3 separate regions of the Homo sapiens genome follow, and all the other regions are linked to region 3. The links are chromatin loops, found by intact Hi-C in ENCODE. Cell type or tissue: GM12878. All regions are shown on one strand.

What was found. A loop is a pair of places that touch in the nucleus more often than their neighbours do. Peaks named below come from ENCODE experiments on the same cell type or tissue, not always from the same donor. Only the 100,000 strongest peaks of a DNase experiment are listed, where the experiment ranks them.
Region 1: a loop joins it to region 3, with 14 times the contacts of the local background. A loop is called at or near these places in 2 of 110 quality-filtered maps.
Region 2: it touches region 3 in a loop (3-fold over the local background); 7 of 110 quality-filtered maps call a loop at or near these places.

Annotation. Positions count from the first base shown.
Region 1 is chr4:104,011,121-104,019,120 of GRCh38, forward strand. All of the region lies in intron 5 of LINC02503 (long intergenic non-protein coding RNA 2503), which reads left to right. Among named protein-coding and RNA genes, the nearest start is that of LINC02503, 54 kb to the left of the region's middle. In GM12878, a CTCF peak has its summit at 4,749 (motif pointing right); a DNase peak (open chromatin) is centred at 4,735.
Region 2 is chr4:104,740,089-104,748,088 of GRCh38, forward strand. No RefSeq gene overlaps it. Among named protein-coding and RNA genes, the nearest start is that of CXXC4, 250 kb to the left of the region's middle. RefSeq lists enhancers at 2,978-3,207, 3,238-3,387. In GM12878, no CTCF peak of the experiment used is centred here; a DNase peak (open chromatin) is centred at 3,263; H3K4me3 peaks cover 363 bases; H3K27ac peaks cover 1,758 bases.
Region 3 is chr4:104,487,978-104,495,977 of GRCh38, forward strand. CXXC4 (CXXC finger protein 4) reads right to left here and starts at 6,917. Exons shown (of 3, transcript NM_025212.4): 1 at 6,724-6,917; 2 at 2,767-4,082. The coding sequence starts at 3,825. CXXC4-AS1 (CXXC4 antisense RNA 1) reads left to right here and starts at 2,988. Exons shown (of 10, transcript NR_125926.1): 1 at 2,988-3,083. RefSeq lists enhancers at 163-352, 4,355-4,404. In GM12878, a CTCF peak has its summit at 3,652; DNase peaks (open chromatin) are centred at 2,394, 4,494 and 7,045; H3K4me3 peaks cover 7,732 bases; H3K27ac peaks cover 7,670 bases.

The sequences.
Region 1 (8,000 bases), 480 kb before region 3:
AAGTCTAAACTTTATGTGGGACCACATCATTGCTCAGCCCCTTCCCTTTCCCCATCCCGTGTAATTCTTCATGGGTTTTTCCTCCAGAGTCCTTCTGTAAGCTATAATGCACCTGAGTCTCTGTCTTAGGCTCTGCCTTTAAAGAACCTGTTTGAGGACTCTTTTGGATAATGTGCTACTATTATGTGCTTTTATGTTGAGAGTTTTGCTGAAAACCAAAACTTCCAAAGCCAGTGCTTCCGTCACCGTACTTTTGCAGTCCAAGTGGACTGAAAGCAGGCAAATTTCATCAGGCTTGGTATCAGGTATATACTGACTGCTGTGTAATGGTCCCATCTAAGAAAGAATGTAAGAAAAAAAAATCTAGGGTAGTTTATGAATAGTCATCAAAATCACATCTAAGTGTAAATTTTCACGCTCTCCTATACCAAGTATTTCTTTGCTAATAAAATGAAAATTTGGCCCTTCAATCTGAATGGCCATTTTTTAAAAAGAATCTATATACATTATGAGTAAATGACACATGGTTTTGCCAAACTCTTAACTAGCACTACCTATCTAAAATTGCTACATGCATACAAAATGGGCACTATTTGACTACAAATATCCTTTCAAGCAGATCTGATAAAATATTTTAACTATGGATATTTAGAAGCTTAGTCTTAGCCTAAGTAGTCATCATTTTTCCCTGATGATCCTTAGAATAAATCTATATACAAAAGTAATTTTTCAATTTCAGATTCAAATGTGCTAAATGTTATGACAAAAATTTTAATTTTTATTGTTATTCTGAGAAGTCTGTTTACTTTCACAAATTTCAGACATTCTTTGTTGCATCTCTTTCTCTCGTTGCACAACCTGGTATTTCTGTGCATAGCTCTTACTGCACTGAAAATACTTATCTGATTCTGTTTGCAGAAATAAATGGTGGCTTAGTCTTTTGTACTCCCTTATTAAGCTGTGCCCAGTATTTGCTTCTCAAAACCGTACCCTAGCAGACCACCTGACTGTGGCATCCTTGTTTCTTAATGGACTCTACCTTAGAAACACAGTTACCATATCAGTAGCTTTACTGATCCTTTCTAGTCTTGTTGACCATTTCATTTAGATTAACCGATAGCCTTGAGGCCAATGTTAACCACCCTAACCATGACAAATCATCTGTCTCACTTGTCCCTTAGGTTTAAATATTCCCTCTGTGCATAATAGGAAGCACTATTTATTCTGTTATCACAGAGTTTTGAAGGGGAGACTATGTGCTTGGCAGCCAAAAACATCTTTCCCCATAGTCTTTTTATAATCTCTGCTTTCCCACAACTGTACAAAAAGAAGAGAAAAAGTAAATTTGAGCATCATTCAAACTGATGAACTGCTAGAAAATTTAGCTTACATTTAAGTACATATTTAAAAGAAATTTTCAATTACTATAGGATCTGCTATGTGCTAGACACTAGGATAGGCACAGAAATATAAGAATATACATCACGATATTACTATCTTTAAGAGTTTAAATAGGAACATCCATATTAATAATATTTATAAAATAATGAGTCATGTTTAGTACAGGTAGGAAGAGCTATATAAAGAGGATGTCCCAATACTGACAAGGAATTTGGAGATAGCTTCACTAAGGAAGTAGTATAAATTGAGCCTTGAAAAACAAGAATTTTTTTATCAAATAGATAAAATAATGAGGATAAAATAATCAAATTAATGATTCACATGGTCAAAGGCACAGAAGAATAGTAGAACATAGCTTGGTTAAATATTAGGAGTCTGCAATGCATGGGCATATAGTAAGAAATCAGGAAGGTAATTTGGCAAGATGAAACTGGAAAGGTAGATTTATTTGTAATTATTCTTAATGAATCAATAATAGCTTTGGACTTATTTTTAGGATTTAATGTTAGGCAACTTTTGTTCAAATGGGCAAAGTCAGAAAACAGCAAAATATCTATGAGTCACATTTTTAAGATTCAAACTGAACAAAGCTTTGAGTCCTATAGGAGAGTGACTACATGTACTGTGTGTGTGTGTGTGTGTGTGTGTGTGTGTATCCTTGCAAGCTATGTTATTTATTTTACTGAATACGAGAATACCAGTAAGATAATTAGAATTCTATTTTAGTCACTAAAAGGTTAATATGTGGGAACATTTGTGACTTAGCAGTACCAAACAGCTTTCTAGTGCTTAATATTTTACCTTTGTATAGTGCTTTAAAACACAACGCGTATCCTCGTGCATTAGTTCACCCCTTTCTCAAAGCCACTCCAAGAAATAGGTATTACAATCATCTTTATCTAACAGAAAAAGTCAGACTCAGAGAAGTGAAGTGCCTTATCCAAAATAATACAATGTTTTAATAGCAGAATACATGTGTGTCAACAACAACACAGAGCATTGAGAAATCCATGAGACATAGCCCATTGCATTCAGCCAACCTGCCTCCTGTCCCCATAGTTAAAATAATCTTTATCTTCAAGGCCCATAAAAGTCACATCTTAACCATGGGCACTTTTCAATTATTAACGCAGAGCAGCACCATCCTCACTCATACCCTAGTGTGCTACACTGCACTACCCTGGAGAGATATGAGCACCACCATCTTGAGATGAAGCCCTAGTTATGTTGAAGTGCAGTTCTGCTCCTCCCTTGAGGCAATTCCTCCTCCAATGCCCAGCATCCAATGCCCAACACCACTGCCTTAATCACTGGGAAAGATGTTCTTGCTTTGGAATAAGGTGTGTGTGTGTGTGTGTGTGTGTGTGTGTGTGTGTGTGTGGTGTTTTAAGACTCTTTTTGATTCCAAGGTATATGTTTTCTGTGAAGCCCTTCTTTCCTTATTCCTGTGCCTTGGACAAGCTAGGAGAATAGGTGGGCTGCATGTAGTCTGCAAGGATGGTTGTCTGAATCCTTATAGGCAATGTAAGGATATTGAAAGTCCTGCATTTCTGTTTTAGGAAGATAACTCTGGTGGTTGTTATCTTTTCTGCCTCAGAATCTCGCTCACTAAAAATAAAAATCTCAAAGGTTTAATTTCTTGATTTCGGGCATGGTCCAGTACATATTTGAAGGTGGCACCTCTTAGAAAATATTTCTCCTTTAAATATGTAAATGTAACCTGAGAGACAAATTCTCCTGGGGGATCCTATCTCCCTTCTTTCTCTTCTTTTGGTCTGCATGTTGTGGTGGCTTCAGAAGCCCATTGCAATCAAACAATAAAGATTTGAAGTAAGTTTAGTGCCATTTAGATGAAAGAATAAAAGAGATGTATTAACTTATATGGTTGAAACATAAGTTGTTTGTGAATGAAATCTATAGAGAAAAATGGGAATAGGGAGTAGACCGTAAAGAATTACATGAAGAAAGATGTTGACAGAAACGAAATAAAACTGTTTCAGAATTGATATTAACTGGGTGATTCGGGTATTAATTAGGCAATTTGGATATTAATTAGATAATTTGTTACTTTCGCAGAGTTTTACGAACTAGAAATGAACCTGCAAGGGTGGTGGTATGTGTGTGCAAGTAAAATCCTGGGAATGGTGCCAAATTGAAGTTCTTGGAAAATTGAAGTCCTTAATTTTCCTGGATAACAGGTTCAGTAGTATTAGCAGAAGCTTCAGCAGTAACATCAATGCATTATATTTAGGATGACCCGATGCAAACATCCTCAAGGCTGGAATGCTTGTTCTGTCCTTCATATTGAAGGGAGAGTCATTTGTTATTGCTTCAAGGAAAGCCTACTTAAAAAAAAAATCCCTGCTAACGGAGATTTATCATTTCCATGGATTACTACAATTTGAGAAGATCACTGGAATTAGAGTCAGTCAAATGTATAAGGGCCAAGAATCCTCAGAAGTGCATTTTAGCACCATTTATTCAATTTGGTTGACATTGGCTGACAAAATGATGAGCTAGTATTTTCCAGAACAGAGATTCAAGAATTATTGTTTTTCTCTCTAGAAACCAAATTGAAAAAAAGTAGAATCTAGTATAAACTATGAAACTATATAGCTCAGTTTACTCCACTATTTTTTTTTTTTTTTTTTTTTTTGAGATGGAGTCTTTCTCTGTAACCCAGGCTGGAGTGCAGTGGCGCGATATCGGCTCACTGCAAGCTCCACCTCCTGGGTTCACACCATTTTCTGCCTCAGCCTCCGGAGTAGCTGGGACTACAGGCGCCCGCCACCACGCCTGGCTAATTTTTTTGTATTTTTAGTGGAGACGAGGTTTACACCATGTTAGCCAGGATGGTCTCGATCTCCTGACGTCGTGATCCGCTCGTCTCGGCCTCCCAAAGTGCTGGGATTACAGGCGTGAGCCACCGCGCCTGGCCTACTCCACTCTTCAAAAAATTAAGATTTAGCATGTTAATTAAACAACTGACTATCTAAAATATTAGTTCTGTGAGAGTAAGAAAGGTGTCGTGTATATTGCTCTGTCCCTAATGTTTACAACCTTCTTTATACATAGCAGACTATCAATCAATATTGGTGAATAAATAAATGATGCATGCCATAGAGTTATAACTACCTACTGTTGTAGCCCCTTACCACTATTAAAAGTGTTTAAAGTTATGAAGTTAAATCACTGCGATTGAAAATATTAAACGTGAAAGATTACCAATTAATGTGGACAAGGAAAAATAATGCTTCCCTTTTCTAATCAACTCCCTCAGTCCCTTAAGTACCATTGAGGTGGCTTTAGTTGAGTTTGGATGTGTAAAGGTTGCCTGTTTGCCACTTGCCAGCAGATGGCCTAATTCTTCCATCATTCACTAAGTATTGGAACTATTCTTTATAAAGAAAAGCAGTTGGTGAGAAATAACTTTCCTCTTGATTTTTTTTTTATTTTTAGCAGAGACAACATTTTAGTATATTTCCCATTATTTTTCATTGGATTAAATAATTGATTAGATATGCTAATTTTAACATAGCCTATTCAATAAGGAATCAATTCCTAATCAATAAGGAAAGAGTACACTTTTTTTTTAATATATGCCAAATCATCTAGGACGATCTATAGAGGTGACATACTAATATCATTGCCTTGGGGATAAATTGATTCATCAGCATCTATGAGTAAATGAGACTCTTTATGTTCCTCTAGACAGTCCTTACAAGTCATTTAAAATATTGTTCACATATAGATGACTTTATAAATTTTTCTGAAATTCAGTGAAAAGAACTGTGATGTTCACTCATTTTACCTGTAACAAATTTGCTCATGTTTCTGAGGTTATTTACAAATTTATAACTTAACTGTAAGGGAAAAGCATTTTTTCATTTGTAATACATACCAAATTCATTATTTATGAGTAAATATGAAAGAGATAATATGTAAAAAATAAGAGAAAGAGCAAGAGGTGGAGGGAGGAATTATTAATTAATTTAATTAAGTATACTCTTTTTGATATTCTACTTTATTAACTCTACTAATGTAAAAATATATCATTCCATTATTTACTTTCTTTTGAATCTTGTCTACCTCTTTAGGGGCATTAAATATTCAATTGTTGTGTGCTATTTAAATGTCAGCACTATAAGAATGGGGCTACATCTGTCTCATTTATTACTGTTTACATATTGACCACCTGCAACAGTGCCTGGCATATGGAAATAATTCATTTAATATTTATGGACTGCATCAATTTTATTTTGAGCACCTTTTCTAAGGTAAACCATTAGGAAAGAACAATGAAATGTGGCATAATGATAGGGCATCTTAATCTTAGGCTGTTCAGAAATTAAAATAATCTAGCCAGTTATTTATCGAAAACTTGCTCCATCATACCTGTTTGTATCTTGAAACACATAGCTCCCTCTTTTTGATGTATTACTTGTTGCAAAAGTTACCCAGTAAATAAAGATTCTTCTTGAGGGAAATCAGTGATCTGTCCCCCATCCTAAGATGTCATCACAAAAAATTGAAATGAAAATAGAAAGAAATTCCAGAAATAGCATCAACAATGCTATGCTTGTGCACTCTGAAAATTAGGAACTGGGTTCATGGTGCTTGGTTTATTTATTATAATTAATAAGTATTTTAAGTCCTTTTAGGAATACTAACTATTACATCCTAAAATGTTTTTCAAAAGAAAATGGAAAGGCTATAAAAAGGCATTTTAACCATTTTTATCCCTGATACTCCATTTCCTTTCATTTGTGGCTTACCCAGGATTTTGAAAGAAGAAAAGTAGGCTCTTCTGTTCCCATCATGGCAACTGTCTGATTAGCCTTTTAAATGCATTTGATATTGTACAGATATTGCTTCAGTATTTAGAGAAGAAAGACACTTTTGTCTCCCAGTGGAACTGTGATTGCTTTCTTCTTTGACAGTTTACAATATTGTTTTGTCTTTTGTTAAGCAAATCATTGGAAAATTATTTTTTGTGAAACATGAATGTGGTATTTAAGATTTATGATTGTGTCAGTTTTAATCCATATTTTAAAAATAAAACCCTCAGGAAAAGAGTATACCCTCACTAAATACATACCACAACTGATTTACTGACATAAATATATATTTGTAGTTAAAAATAATAATGTTTAAACATAAATTTAAAAACCTAGATCTTTCAATAGAGAGTTCAAAATCCTAGAAAATTCACAATAGCCTAAATATGGCATCAACCTAAATATCCATCAGTGGATATATCAATAATAAAAATGTGGTATATGTACCCAATGGAATACTATTTAGCAATAAAAAGGAATGACATCCTGTCATTCACAACAACACGGATGAGCCTGGAGGACATTTATGAGTGAAATATGCCAGGCATAGAAAGATAAATACCACAGGTTCTCCCTCATATGTGGAGGCTAAAAAAAATTGAGCTCATAGAAATGGAGAGTAAAGTTCTGGTTATTAGAGGCTGCGAAGGGTGGGAAAGAGGAGAGGCTAAAGAGGGGTTGGTTAGCTAATACAAAGTTAGGGTTAGATGGATGGAGTAAGTTATATTGTTCTGCAGCACTGTAGGATGGATATGGTTCACACTAATTTAGTATGGACTTTCAAAAAGCTAGAAGGGAGGATTTTGAATGTTCACAACAAAAAGAAATCATAAATATTCACGGTGGTAGATATGCTAATTAGCCAGATTTGATCATTACACTTTGTATACATGGACGGAAATGTCACTCTGTACCCCTTAAATATGTACAATTATTACTTGTCAACTACAAATAAAAGGAAATAAATAAATAAGCAGGGGATGGGAGACAATCTCAGAAGATTCTGGAAGGATGTTTGGTGCTGTAAAGTTGATTTTTAAGGATAACATGAAAGTTATAACTCAACTTCAGAGTTCTATCTCCCTTATCCAATACTTTCAGTGTGTAAAAAATAAAAGATGTCTGCACAAGCTTATTTACTTTAAAAATGTTTTTAGGAAGTTTCTCAAATGTGCCCAAGAGACTTTGGATATTAGTATCGGTAAACAGAAAAATGTTAACACTTTTATATTCTTAATGCATAGATGATTGTTGCTTTCAAGATTTTGCTTATATTTTGGGTAATTAACAAATTTATGCTACATTCCTTACTATCAACAAAGGAATTTATTTATATTCTTCACAATGTATCATTATTTTATCTAAATTTTCTGATTTTAAAAATAATTCAAAAAAGCATGCAGTAAGCAACACCTGGAATTTGAACTCTGCTAAGTAACAATAAAATCATGATTCGAATCATTTCTTTTTTTATATAAAAAGGATATTTAGATTGTAAATTTCATGTTGTGCCCTTTTCTTATTGATTGGTTGGTTGATTCAGGGACAGAGATATTATTAGAGGTAAGCATTATTTGAGACAAAATGATGAACAAAAACAGATTAAAATCTCTGCCCTTAACAATTTACATTGTAGTGGCAAATAACAACATATGTAATTAAATAGATATTACGTTACAAAATGGTAAGCAAGAAAGGGAAAAAAGAAATATATCCTGGCTGTATTGTTTACCAGCTAGGTGACTTTAGTCAAGAAACTTT
Region 2 (8,000 bases), 250 kb after region 3:
GACAACTTTTTCTAAGGTAGTTAGGAAAATTACCATGAATTTAAGCCACTAGAAAAAAGTTTTTAATCCATACTCTCCCTCCCCCACCAAAAAAAGTGCAAAAATTCAAGTTTTTGAGCAAATGCTTACTAACCAACCCCAGAAGGTATTTTAGAGGTGTCTAGATCTGAATTTTCTTAGAGAAGTTTAATAGTAGCAACACATGTGGTATATGGAGCATTTTTTCCTAAGTGTTTCCATCTTTATCTTGGCATATATTTTCACAAATCTAGCCAGCAGATATGAGAATATACTGAGATTTCATTTAGCAGATGAAGAAACCAAAGACTCAAGATGTTAGGCAATTTTCTCAGAATTATACAATGTGTCAACAACTGATTGGTATCCAGTCTCCTAAATCCACGCTGCACGTTCTAGCAACCTAAACTTGTCCTCTTTATAAAGGATTCCCCTTTCTCGTTTCATTTCTTTCTTTTATTAATGCATACATTCATTCATTATACAAATATTTTAGTTAGACCTATGATAAAAGAAAAAGAATCATCAATTTGGAGCTCAGAGGCTTGACCTGGAGTTCTTCTAACACATACGTAAACATTCAAATGCAGCCGAATATAATGAAAAGAATACTTGGAAGATCTGGGCTCGATTCCACTCCACTGCTTTCTGGCTAAGTGATCTTGAGCAAGTCATTTCACTTCTCTGAACCTCAATCCCTTTTTCTACAAAACAAAAATAGAAGTATTTATGTGATTTACTTCATAAGGAGCTTTTGAGATGGAAAACCTGAAACCACCTTGTAAAATGTAAAAGCTATATAGTGACATTGATAACATTTATTGAATATTTACTATGTGCACAGTGATGCCATAGATATTTCATAGGCATAGACTAATTTTAATCCTCACAATGATCCTGTGAGGGAGACACTATATTATTCACATTTACAAATGAGAAATTCAAGGAATGAAGGAGTTAGGTAACTTTTAGAAAATCAAACAAGTAGGAAATGGAGCAAGGATTGAATCTAGACAGGGACATGCCCAGGACCATCTCTAAAACACTTAATTATGCTGGCTCCCAAACGAAGACACTGAGCATTTTCATGTTCTAGGAATTTAGGATGTATTAACTCATGCAATAACTCTTTGTATGTATTATACCACTCAATCCCCTCTACAACCCTCTAAGTGTGTCCAGAGGCAGTTAATAAAGATAACTAAGTTCCAGCTTGCTCCTCTATTCTTTCTGAACACAGCAGCTGGAGTGAGCCTTCGCTCAAAACCCACTAATGCTTCTCATTTCATTCAAAGTAGAATACAATGTCTTTGCTATGGCCTAAAAGGTCCTGTACAGTCTAACCTTTTGTTGCTTGCCCTACCAGTCACCTAATTTCTCTTTTCAAGTCACACTGACCTCCTTGCTGTTTCTGAAAAATGTCAGAAACATGTTTCTTCTCAAAGAATAACCTATCAGAGGTTCCTTCTTTTACTATTCAATATAAAAGAGAAACTACCCACCCCAACCCCAGCCAATTTCTAGCTCCTTCTGGGTTTATTTTTTTATGGCACTCATTATCATGGGGATTTATTTTTGCCACCTTATATATTTTATATGTATCTGTTTGTTATCTGTGTCCCTCCTGCCACACATACATAAACACTCCCTCACCACGTGTGTGTGCATGCACGCACACACACACACACGAATATGAGCTACTTAAACCAAAATCTATCTGTTTTCTGCTGTTGCTCTCAATACCTAGAACGGTGCCTGACATGCAGCAAAAGCCTCAAAACTTGCAAGTTTTATGAAAAATTGATTCTGTGCACTCAGATTTTAAAAATCAGATAAAAAGGCAAGGGAAACTTACTAAAGATTCTGATAAACAGTTTACAGTGAAAAATTGGGGGTTAGTATGTTTTTACTCCATTTTTTTAGACCCTTTCAGGAGCCCCAAATACAGTCCTCTATTGTGAAATAAGGTAAAGTATATCTGACCAAATCAATATCCAACTACATCTCTCACCTACAGGGGTCCTTACCTTTGCTTCCACCCAGACAGTAGCCAAGTTTGTTTTCAGTCACAAATAAAGGATTAAAATTTACCTGATTCAAGCCAGGCATAGAAAAAAGAATTAGAGTTTAGGCATGTGTAGAATGTGATTCTTGTTATCTCTGATCTACTTCACGGGAAGGTTTGTTTCACTAGAAGTTGCAATGGACTCGTATCACAAAAATACCTCGTGCATCATTTTTAATCCAAAAGAAGGTAGGTCCTAACTAACTTATTATTATTCCCTTGCTTTTTCTCTAAAAACATTTGTTTGCCTCTGTTTTATAACACTATGGGACAAATGAGGTGAGGAGGCAGGTGTCTCAATAAGAAAATGCTAAAACAGAGCAAAGCGTGGTAGAACTCTCCCGAGAGGAAGTGTTCGCAGAGGTTTCAGAAGGACCTGAGCAGGCAGGAGGAGGAGATGCTGTTTTGTATTGGTCCCATGTATTTGGCAACCCTGGAATATAATATGGTGGTGTTATCATCATTTCATGGAAGAATTGTTCAGAAACCAGGGAACTGGAACATAAATCTCACTGTTCTCTGGCTAGGTCAGGTACCTCAATCTCTTTCCTTTCTATGAGGCATTAGTAGCCAGTGGAAAAAGCATGAACTTTAGAATCAGACAAAATTGATTTTGAGTTTTGGATCTACTATGTGTTAGCTGTGTGATTTGAATATATCACCTAACCTTCCTGATCCTGTTTCTGCCCATCTAAAATTGCATTTATAATATCTGCTCCCTAGGACTTTTGTGAGGATCCAATTAAGTTATGCGGTAAAGACCAAATGGTCTTGAGCTATGAAAGTCTGTTTCCTTCTTTATTGCCTTCTTCTCCCATAATAAAAACAAAAACAAAAACATAAAATACAATCAGCTAACTCTTGATAAAGGCTGCAACTGTTAAAGTGACATCTTATCATTTGTTTTTGAAGTAAAGATTACAAATGCTTCTCCATAAGTGTCTAATAAAAAAGACCTAGGTGTCAAATAATGTGGTTAGGGATTAATGAAAACTTCTGCATTTACCTTCTGTACTTTGAGTAAAGCATTTAAGATCCAATGGTCGGTACATGTCCTTGCAGCGTTCATCCCTTAAATTTGGTAAGAAAAGAACTGCTCAAATCTTTAGCTTGTAGGAGGAGACATAAGATAAAATGCAAGAAAAACTTTGGTATAAAGAGGAACCGAAAACACGATTTGCCCCTGGGGAACGTCAGCTCTCCTCTGTCTGACTCTCTTTTCACTCACACACAAAAAAAATACTGAGAAATTTCAAAGTCACTTGGTTAAAAGAAAACTTTAAAACAGCCAGGGTGCCTACAAAGCAATCCCTATTCTGCCCTGAGTTATGTAGAGAGCAGCTTGGATCTTCACATATCTAATACAGTGTCAGAGCCAAGCCAGTCCCAGGATTATCATGAATCTTGTATGAAGGCTAAGTGTGGCTTCAGCCTGCCACTGTTTGAGGGGTAGGAATTGGAACCCCAAATTTAGCCCTGCGTCCTGCTCATGTCTCAAGGGAGTGGGAGCCTTGAAAGCTTATTTGATTGCCCAGTTTGATATTCCCAGTGTTTAGTAGTAAAATCTGCACCACAAGCTAGCAAAAATAGAAACTCTGATTCTAAGAGGAAAAAATAAGATGGATGCAATTATACAAGGAAGGAGAACAACAACAACTCTGAAGCTGCATGAAATAAATATTTTCTTAAAATCATACTATGGTCCTTTGTAAAGGGAAATAGAGCTAAATATTAATAAACCATATGGCTTTTATTGAATTTATTTCATTTAAAATATGTCTAAAGGCACCAAAATAACTTTAGGCTCTAATTTTAAGGAAATTCATTTTAAATTCTCTATTTTGAAATTTTATTTACTCACATTGCTTATCTCTTGAAATGTAAAGGTTTGATTTGTGACAATCACTTACTCTATAAGCACCCAAAAGTGTTAATGACATCGTGGAGGTGTCCTAAGACTGAATCTAGCAGGATGAATAGTAATGCATTCTGAAAGATTTCTAAAAAGCTTAGTGTATTTCTATATAACAAATGTATCTGTGCAATTTTTATCTTCCTAAAAAACAAAGGATTAGAAGTTACATTGGGAAAGAATGAGATATGAACAATACTTACAATATTTTACTGTTGTATACTATCTTATAGCTCATTCAGATATTTTTTACAGACAATATAGTTTCTCATTTTTACATAACAACATGCCTGTTAAAAAAAATTCCCTCTTTTAGCAGATGATGAAATTGGGGCCCAGAGAGCTAAAGGTTCTTTACCAAGTAAAAACACAGCTAGAAGACAGTAAAGCCAGGGCCAGCTGGCAATTCCTCTGGCCTTTGAGTTATGGTCTAGGCCAGCGGGCAATGAGGATGAGCAACATACCTAGGCTAAATGATTTTTTTTTTTTGAAGCTATTTTTGCCCCATACCTATGATACTCCTATGTCAGTATTTTCCTTTTTTGCTTTATACTATAAGAGTAACATACTTTTCAAATTTCTGATTTTATAATTCAGGAACAAAAGTAAAAAGGTTTACTGGAAGGGAAGTTGATAAGATTATTTTCAAATCATTTTCCAAACATCTTACAGCTTGCAGTTTGTTTAGCTTTATTATGCTTTTATATTTTAAATAACAACTGTTTTAGATAGTATTTTATTGTTTTTTGTTTGTTTTTTGAGATGGAGTTTCACTCTTGTTGTCTAGGCTGGAGTGCAATGGGGCGATCTCGGCTCACTGCAACCTCCGCCTCCCAGGTTCAAGCAATTCTCCTGCCTCAGCCTCCCGGGTAGCTGGGATTACAGGCATGCACCACCACGCCTGGCTAATTTTGTATTTTTAGTAGAGATGGGGTTTCTCCATGTTGGTCAGGCTGGTCTTGAACTCCCGACCTCAGCTGATCCACCTGCCTTGGCCTCACAAAGTGCTGGGATTATAGGTGTGAGCCACTGTGCCTGAACTTAGATAGTATTTTAAAATGTACATTAGGTACATTTCTTCACAAAAGGTGGTTTTTGTTTTCTGGAAAGTTACCTCTATATTTAGAATGGAAAGCTCTATATAATTTTTCCCAATGACATTTACTATGCTAAAAAAAAATCGAGATTTTTTTATTTCATTCAACTAAGCAGAACAATAAAATATAAGACATTCCATTGTTCAGTTTGTCTCATTTAGAAAAGAGCCTCTGCTTGTAAAAGTAGTCTTGTGATTTAGAAATAAAAATTGTATATCTGAAGATGATTTTTTCAGAATTTATACATTTATTTTATATTTATCAAAAGCCTATTTATGTACAGAAAAACAAAATCAGATATTGTACAGCTGGAAAACCAGTATTCCATGACAGATTAAGAAAATATACATAGCAAAGGATCCAGGCCTGCCATTCTGTTTTCCTTTTAGAATTTTAGTCAACTAGGAAATAGAGTTCGAAGAAATGACATTCTCTTTCTGCTGTTTAATTTGGCAAGCGGTGGAGGGGTACCCACAGCTGGCCCCCATCACTTGCACCCAAGATTAACACAAGGTGATTTGGACAAACCTTAACCTCCCCTCCCCTGGCGTCTCCTTCCCAGGAATCAGTTGGGATCAGGACTGCCAAGTCAGAGCTCTGGGGCTGTTAACTATAGGAAAACTCTGAGAAATTAAGATACGGAAAAATCTCCAGAAAACTGCATGAGGACTTATTTCAAAATATTGTACATAATAATCAGAATTCAAAATATGAAAGAAGTACCACCAAGACTGCCACTCCAGAACTTTGTAATAAATATTGTATTGGCTGTCTTGATAATTGGTGAGCTCCCCAGGTTTCCAACCCACCGTTCATGTGCCTACTATGAGTCAAGCACTATGCCAGGTGCTGATCACACAAACATAAAGATGGTTCATTGTCTTTCTTCAAGAAGCTTACAGTCCATAATGCAATATTGTGAGATAAGTGCTGTGCTAGAGATTGGCAAGAGGAAGAGCTCTTAATCCAACCTCAGGGGAGAGGGAAGATTTATAACTGGATTACTTGCTCCATATAAACAAAGGCCAACCTCAGCACCAGGCACTATACCTGTTCCCTGATAGAATCTCAATGAAGTTGATAACAACTGAACTGAGTCTTACAGAATGAGCAGGATTTATATAGGTGATGAGAGGAGGGAATGGTTTTTCAGGTACGCCCAGGAGTAGAAACGGTAGAGAAGGTGAGTTTTTGAAATTGTAAGCCAGGTTTTAGATGTAGCTGAAATGATGAGTGTCAGTGGAAAACCCTGAGCAATAAGGCTAGAAACATATGTGCGAGTATATCTTGAAGATTTTGTAGACCAGGCTGAGAACTATAAACACTTTATAGAAAAATATCAAAGTTCTTACTTTCAGAGATTGAATAAACCAATCATTACAGTATAGTATATGCATAGGTTACTGCTACAAGAGTACAGGAGAGACACAACATAATCAAACTGCCCAAGAGGCCTTACCAAAAATGTGATCCTTGAGTACTATGTTGTTGAACTTCACCCTGAAAGAAATGGGGAAACATGGAAAGACTTTATGCAGAGGAATCATATGTGCATACTTCCATTTTAGAAAGGTCTGAATATGATGTGACTAAGAAAATCAGTGAAATGGTTCTCTAAGGGGCAATAAATACTACACCAGGAAGCATGTTGAAAAATTTTTGCTGTCACAATAAGAAAGCATTATGAGCATTCAGGATACAGGGGTCCAGGAATGCTGGAGATCTTGCAGTTACTGCAGTCCAGAGTAAAGAAGAGATTATTCCTGTGCCTAACATTGCTTTCTAATGTTCCATTGCACATTCAAGTATAGAAAACCCTCTTTAATGATCTGGATTAGAATCTAACACTGTTTTACTTATTAAAACAAAGCACTTTCCACTGTTTTAATATATACTGAATTGTACATAAATGCAGGTACCCTATAATTTAAGATAAAATTTTTATTTTGTTTTCCTTTGAACTTTGTCAAGAATTGTACCCCATTCAGAAAAAAAGAAATGCATCAAGGAAACACTGTTTATTACCAATACAGCACACCTGTATCAGTCAGCTCTTATAGCTGTTGTATTCACAGTGCTTCCGTAGGCACAAGCTTCCAGAATTGGTTTAGACATCTTTTCTTCCCCAACAGCCTTTCCTATGACCCAGCCCCAGTTCCAGCCACAAGACCAGCTAATGGAATCTCAGCAGGCCTCAATCCTGCTCTCTGTGAGGAGGGGTATTAAATAGAGATCTAGAATTCATGACAGACAACATCATAGACAATTTGAATTGGGAATAAAAGTGTATTTGAACAGTGGCTCTCAAGCTGAAGTGTGGATCAGGATCAGAATTACTCAGGTAGTTGAATTACAAAGGCAGGTTCTCAAGTTCTACTCTCTGAGAATCTGTGTCAGCTAGTCTGAGGTGAGGCCAGAGAGTTTAAATTTTTAACAAGTTCCACAGGGAACTCTGTTGCAGATGTTTAAATCTTGGAATACCTTGAGAGAACCACAACACTGTCTAAGGTCTCCTTGAACCTAACATTCTATGATTCCTTGAAGACTATGGCATGGGAGTGAGAGGCTTCCCTCTGTCCCCTGATTAGGCCCACCAGAACTCTGAGCACCACCATCCTGACCTTGACTCCAGATAAGTCACCAGATGAGTCACGTATGTGTTAGTGATCACACAAGTATGCTCTAAGCAACTCACAAAACAACTACATTTTTCTATTTGTTGTTAGGTACACAAAGTGCCACCCTTAGCATTCATAGACATTTATAAAAGAGTAAATGGTCAAAAATGACTCAAAATATATAATGTATGTCATAGCAGGTGTATAAGAAATAAAGTTTGCCAAACTGCACTGAAATTTACTCCATGACAAGAGCAGTGCATTTTCTCCATGGCTGTCATAGATTTCAT
Region 3 (8,000 bases):
TCACCCTGAAAAAAAATCTGACTATGTCTCCAGTCTTTGGGATGAGAACAAGTCAAAGGGAAGAGTGGCACATGAGTCTTGAAGTGATAAAGAAGAATATATGTTATTATTATGATCCAGATGTTAATTGGCACCCATAATTCAAAGCCAACAAATATTAGCTATGGAGTTTACATCTGGAACCCACAGGTGATATCCACAATGAGTCCCCAAATCACTGCCCTCAGCCAGGAACCCATCCAATCTCTAAAACATTTTCCCAGATGAGGATGGACCAAATTTAAGAGAGAAACCAGGTCAGCAGGGGGACTTTTCACCTTCCTGCAATTCCTCTTCCAGCTTTGGTTCAGTCATGTAAGCCCTGTCACTCTGACATGTGCTCAGCTGGTTTCCTACAACCATAACTGTGTATTTGCACATAGGTCTAAGGCAGTCATGATGGCATTGTCTTTTTTAATGATCTAGATAGGATCTTATACAATTTTGAAAAAAAGCTTTTTATTTCTTTTAGCCAAATAGTATTCCGCTAATAATCTTAGCCTTGAAACACAGCCCATGCTCTGATAGAAGGGATCTGAAGTTAGAAGATCAGCTTGAGAGTTCAAAGGAAAAAATCAGCTTCTTATTCTACCCATACCCCACCTTGTGAAGAGTAACAGAATTTTTGTGCATGAGAATTTTTTAAAAAGAAGAAAATGTAGTTTTATGGGATTTTGTCATCAAAATGCCTGAGGAATTTAAATATCACAACAAGCTTGTAGGAAAAGCATCAAATTAAAAAATTACACCAGCATAGAAACTTGTGCAGAAAACCTATTGGTACTCATATCAAACCCCTGCAGGGTAATTATTTACTAAATAAATCAGAATTATTCAGTTACTACATATCTTAAATTGGGATGCAAGTAGTGCCACGAGTCTAGCTAAAGATGAGGCCTAACAGCAGAACCAAATTTATAATTCTAGATACTACATTTCAAGAGGAAAAATAAAAGCCATGTTGTCCTTATCAGCTGGGAATAGAGAATTTCAGTATGAACTGAATTTTAATTTCCCATAGTCCTTAGAAGTTACAATAAATTAATCCGGCAAAGAAGATTCAAAAGCTATTTTTTGCCACCTAAGAAAATACATGGACCTGCATTATAGTTGCTATTATATTTGCACAAAGAAAGTTGCCAAAGAAAATGTAATAAACCATCCAGGAGTAAAGTTAAACTTTCCAAAAAGAGCTGATTTATCTTATAAAGAAGAATAAATGCAATATTTTGATGAAACTGATCATACCCAATAATGACATCAACATAATTCTGATATTTTTAGAATCCTAGAGGGCTATCTCATTTGATTTACACAATTAAAGGTTAAAAAAAAAACTGTATCTTCTTTGTGTTCAAACCTGTACCAAAGATCTTTAACCCTTCTCTTTATTCTTTTAAAGACTGCTTCCCAGTTCATAAAGCAAACTCCTCTAAGCAGTACTCACAATTTTTAAAAGAATGTACAGATAACCCTAAGATAACTTGTGAGAGCCACTCTCATCCTGCAACTCACTCCACAGAATATTAAAATGTTAAAGCACAGAATGCTAAACCCACCACCTACAGTCTCATGTATATATGAACATCTAATTATCTACCCTGTAAATTTTATCGAGACTAACTATAAGTACTTGTCCAGATTTCTTTGTTTAATATACCACCAAAGTCATTTACCTGTGATTTTTCATTTTTCCCCATTTTTGTTTTGATCAGGACACAATACAAAATTTTTATCAAAGGTATCAATCTCTGTATTTAGCATAATTCATAACCTAATTTAACAATTACTTTAGTGAGCATCTGTACAATATCTGTTTTAAAGACCTATAGGTAAAAGAAACTATTATTGACCATATAAGGTATCAACCAAAACTGTGCTTGGTGTATACACCAACTTTGTAACCACAAAATGGTTACTTTGTCCAATGCAGAGCCCAGGGGAAATACTTTTTTTGTAACTGAGTTTTAGAAATTATTCATTCTAAAACCACATAAAATAATTTTTAAACAAAATCACTCTTATCTGCCCTGAAATTAACTAATTGTATCCCTTTATTCTAAGTCACATCTCCTCAAAATTTGCAGGTAGAAATCCGCTTCCTACACAGTTTCAGCTTTCTCCAAAAATATCAGATACGCAGAAAATAAAATAGAAAACATTCTGCCTTGATGAGTAGAAAAATGATTCTAGAAAAGGGTAGGAAATCCCCTTCTGAATCCAGGTGTTTCAACTTCATTGAATACTGCTGTGTGGTTTGTTACCGGTTTTTTAATGAGAACAGGCTTGTGTACCACAAACTGTGTCCTCACTGTTATAAATGGGCCACTAACTTAGCCAGTAAACTTGTATAGGATGTGATGTGTCCAGTCCTTTGGGCAAGATGCCCCACCCTTTTTAATGAGGAGGAGGGGGCATTTTAAACCACCAAGGGAAAATATTGAGCATATTGAATGTGAAACTTCTGATTCTTCAATTACATTATTTTTCCCCCAGGGATAAAAAGGAGGGCACTCTCTCTATCAGAAGGGCGGTGTCACGTGAAGTGCAGCTGGTGCGGGTGGTGGAGAGGCCAAGCCTTTCGCAAACCACCTACAACTCTTACCACCTGAATGAAGCTTCTGAGAAGGGGTACTGCATCTTGAAGCCAGACAAGAATCCCTGAAGGGGAGAGGGAGTGAGGAGGGAAGGGGGGAGACTGGGAAACAAGAAATCATCTCCTCTGACCTCTAGTGAAGTGCCAGGTTTTTTCTTTAGCTCTTCACATTTTCTAAATTTGCAGATCTGGTGTCCCGTTTTGCGGTTCCTGCAACTGCTGCAGACGCCACAGTTGATGAGCCTCTTGCAGGGCACGCAGACCCCACACCTTTTCCTCTTCTTCTTGGCTGGGTTGGCTCCGCCAGCTCCCCCTGAGGAGGACGAGGAGGAGGAGGAATGATTCTGCGGGCAGTCTGCCAGATTGGCAATTTGAAACGCACTGTCTGTGACGGCTGCTGAGGCTGCTGCGGGGGAGTGAAGGGCTGTCATGACGATGACCCCTGGAGGTAATGAGATGCCCCCTAAAGCCGGGATAGCGGAAAAAGTCCCCACGCGCTCGGGGAGATTCATTATCTCTGCTTCAGCAGCGCCGCATTTGAGCTTGTTCATGCATTCCCCCGCCAAAGGTCTGCAGTGTTCAGGGGATAAGGTGGAGAGGAAATTAGTATTTGCCATTTGCAACGACGGCTCTGGCGGGCAGCCAGCTTTCCCCAGCCTCTGGGAGTCGTTTCGGTGGTGCATGCTGGTCCTGCTGCCGCCGCCGCCGCCGCCGCCGCCACCGCCGGCGGGGAGGATCGCCGAGGAGGAGGAGGCGGAGGAGGAGGCGGCGGCGGAGGAGGATTTCCTGCCGCCCCCACCACCCCCGCCCCCGCCTCCGCCGCCGCCGCCGCCGCCGCCACCCCCCCCGCCGCCGCCCCCGCCCCCGCCGCTGCCCCAGAGCATGGCGGTGGCGGCGGCGGCGGTGGCCGCGTTGTCGCAGTTCCAGGGGGACATGCCGATGCGCGCGGCGGCCGCGGCGGCGGCGGCGCTGCTGGGGAAGATGGGGGTGGTGATGCGCGCGATCTTGGCCGCCTGTGGGAAGGCGCCCCCGTTGGTCTTGTAGAAGGAGGTGGCAAAGGAGCGGTAGCGCTCCATTTCCGAGTTGTAATCCACAAGGCTGTTCAGAGCCCCCTCGGGCAAGTGGCTTTCCTTGGGCAAGCCCGGGGCCTCCGGGCTCGGCCCGGGCTCCACGCAGACATTGGTGTTCATGGTGCAGGGGGGGAAGAAGGGGTGCAGGGTGGAAGTGGGGACCGCCTGGTCCGACACCTGGGTGGAAAAGGGGGAAAGGTGGGGGGGAGGGAAGGGAGTGATGGTGGTGTTGGGGTGGGGGCCGAGGCGGGTGGGGAAAGTGGGTTCGGGTGGGGAGAGCAAGGTGAGGGCTGCTTTATTCCTCTCTGGGGCTCATTTCCACAGACGGTGAATTCCCAGGCAGCGTCTTCCTTTGCATTATCCTCCAACTGTTACAACTAAAATAAAGAAAGTCATTCCAACGAGCTGCACGAGGAAAAAGATTAAAAATAAACAACCTCCCTCACTAACCCACCGCAGACACCGAAAGCTCCCACATTCTTCCATCAGGTCGTTTGCATAAGAATCATCAAGACGTGACCCCCCCCAGCCCATCCCCCCCAACTCTCCCAACCCCCGCTCCCTCCCTCCCCACAGCAAACCACAGCTCCTCCCCCCTATTCTTATAACCCTCCTGAGAAAATGTATTAATAGCCAGGATACCCAGGGAAAGAAGGAAGACGGGGGTGACAAACGCCTAAGGAAAAGGGCAATTGGAGTGCTAAAGACATGCAAATCATGGGTGGGAGGGCGATACTACCTATAAGCAGAGGGCATTTAAACATTATGAAATGTGTGAACAAGTGCTGCCTGGGCATGCAAATGCTGTAAAGTAGAAAACAGCAATGGCCCTATGAGGAAAATGAACAGGAAATTAGCAAATGAAGTACTGAAAAAGTCTACAATACATCCGAGTATAAACTGTAAGCAAACACAATACAACTGAGAGCTAAGAGACTGCCCACATACAATCTGAACTAAAGAGGCAGGGAAAAAAGAACTACCAGCTGCCACAGTATCCTTCTGTGTCTGCGGTCATTAGTTTGAATCCCAGCACAGCTGGCTCTGTTAGGGTCTTAATTCAATGGACCAAGGACAGGTCTCAATTGTACAAGCCATTTGGTGGTGGGTCTTGGTGGGGGTAAGAGGGTGGTGTTCTACTTGATTTTTTTTAAGGTAGAAAATAAAGATAAGCCAGATAATTACATATATACATATTTATTTATATCAGCAATGTCTCAGGTTTTAAACCAAGTGCCTGCAGCCTCTATAAGAATATTCCTAATCATTCCTAATGGAGATTGCTGTCTCTTCCGAAGACAAGAGGAAAGCATGGGACTTTTTGAAAAGGATATCTCACAATCACTGATTTTTACATTGAGTAAAAGGGGGGGGGGCTTTAACGTGTTCTTTGCCAGAGAAAAATAACAAAATTATTTTTTAATTTTGCTCTTTTTAAGAGGAAAGTTTAATGTTAACTGGGTATTTGCATTAATCTCCTTGCTTACAGGCCATTATTATGCTTTAGGAAGAGGTATTTTAGTTGTTTATTACAGAGGGAGAAGTACATCACAGCCTTTTAAGAAGCAAAGCAAAGGCATAAAGTGTATATTCACTTAAAAAACCAGTTTCTTTGTTTCCAGATTTTTTGGCCAGAATATCTTTTTGTGACATCTTTTGAAGCCCATAGATTGGTCTAGAATGCAGAGTTCAGGGAATTCTACATGGGGGCCCAATAGTCTCCGTCTCAAATATTCAGAGTTCAAAATGGTTATCAATTATAGTAATTATGCTTATAATTAGGTTAATGAACCAGTTATGCCCAAACTCCAAGTGCAAAAACTTCAAGACCTACTGATGAGGTGCTCTAAAAAGAGGGGTTTATGTAAACAAATCCCTATTAGGCAAAGTAAATCAAGATAAGGAACCTCACCCCAGGCTGGATTAGAAGCTTGCAGGCATCTTTCAATCACAGCAAGTCCCTAATCACTCAGGAACCACCTCTGTGGTTTCGCATTAGGGAAAACTGCTGCCTTCTCAGGTCTGAGGGCAATACAAAAGGTGCCCCCAAAATGCTCTTGGCTAAATATTCTTGATGCTTGGAAGGGGTGAGGGAAGACACAGCAAGAATATGCATATAGCTTCAGTTTCTGCGAATCACATTGTAACTGCAAGACCATAATAACTGCTACTCAGTAAAAACTAGTTATGTCAACCATGCATTAGATATCATCACATTGAGTGGAGGGAAAATTTTCAACCTTTTAGTCTTTTGACCTTGTTCCAAATAAATAAATAATTTAACGTCCCTTTTTTAGAGTCTTAGAGTGGTGTTTCCAAACACAAGCTTTCCTTGCTTTTCTGATTGCCATCACCATCCCTCTTCCTACCTCAAGGTTTAATACCACCAGAAACTGTAGAAAATGATTATGCCCAGTATCCAGGTCATTATTGTTTAATCAATGCATCTCTGGAGCATGAAAAAGGTATCTAAGCCACAGCTATTGTTTGGATTTTATTTAAAAACAAAATAAAACACACACAAATAACTATAGTTCTATGCCAAAGCTAAATTAGAGATCCATACTTCATGATCCTGTTTTGCCTTTAAACAATGTGACTTTACATGCCTAATACTGTATGTCTGGTCTACCAGAGACATAGAGATCAAAGGTCATATTTAACATTCAGGAGGAGGGGCGGGTGCAGACTAATTAATAAATTAATACAGCGACGCTTTTTCTTGCTGGAGTCCAGCATTAATAATCTACTTTCACAATCCCAACGGACAGCAAACATTTAAGAGAAAAAAAAGCCAGAGAAAGAGAAAGAACAATCACTTACCAGTCTCTTTTTATTTGGGGAGCCTTAGAATTTGCAGACGCTGCCAGTCTGCCTTTAATTAGTTGCACATCACCCCCTAACACAAAGAAACACAAATCCAGATGTGTCTTGGCAGCTCCCAATTACAACTTTAATACTTGTAAACAAACTGTTGGGGGGGGGGGGGTAAATAAATATGCGGATCAAAAAAAATACCTGTAAATGGCTTTTTTTTCTTGTTGCAGAGAGAAGGAGGAGGAGATGGTGTTAGTGGTGGGGGTGGAAGGAGGAGGAGGTGGGGGGAGAGGAAAGAGTCGAGTGTGAGTGTATGTGTGAGAGCGCGGGTCTGTTGTCGGTGGTCTCTCCTCTCCCAGCGCGTTGCTCTCCGTCCGTCTCCAGTCGCTGTGTGCGAGGGAGGGAGGGAGCCGGGGAGTCTCTCCTCTCTCTCTCCCCTCTCTCTCTCTCTCTCTCTTCCCCTCTCTCTCACCCTCCCCCCTTCTCTCTCTGTTTGTGTGTGTGCGAGTGTGCGGTTGCTGGGGGAGGGGAGCCACAGAGAAAGGCGAGGGAGGAGGTGTGGAGGCTGGGGGCGGGGGCGCGGGGGTGGGGGTGATTGGCGCCGAGGTGAGGAGGACGCAGGGACGTGGACACCTACTGATGATTGGCTGCAAATTACACGGGGAACAAGAGGCGCACGCGGGCCAGCGCTCCTTTTCACAAATCCTCTCCTCGGCAGAGGAGCCACGTTTTCCCTGCTCGCCTGCGGATCGCCCTCCCTCCTCGCGCCCGGCTCTCCGGCTCAGCCCAGCACACAGGGCTGTTGATTATTTTCTTTTGCTCTCGGAGATAATTGTTTGGAAGGGTTGGAAAGAGGGCGTTTCCGCCACTCTGCGTGTGGGGTGTGTGTGTGCGTGCGTGTGCGGGTGTGTGTGTAAATAAACTTGTCTGGGATTTCTGGCTGGGTTGAGAAGAGCAATACAAGAAACAGAGAAAAGGTCATGTTTGTTTGAAGAATGCTCTTAGTTCGTACCCAATGGCATGGTTTTAAATAAATTTCCTGGTGTACCCAGGAAGACTTTAAAAAAAAATACCATTTAGATCTTTAAAGTAAGGGAAAACGGACCGGTGTGGTTCTTCAGACCCTCGAAGTACTATTATGCCAGAATGTAAAAAATCGGTGATATGATGCTTGGCCAATTTCAAAATCCATCTCAATCTCTGTCTCTCTTCTCTACTCTTCTCTCTCTCCTCCCAAAATCCTCTTTTACTATTCCATCTGGTAGTTCCAAAGAATAAATCAGATTTTTAACTCACTGCCCTATTTTTTAATTTCAAACTTTACTTAAACAAAAACTTTTGTCTTTCAGTCTATTTTAGAATAGTATGTAATTAACATTTCACTTCTTGCCACTTGGGAAAACATAGTTTATGAATTGAAACATAAATATTGTACGGCACGTCAAATATAAATAAAACTCGTTCATAAATGCAGCTGT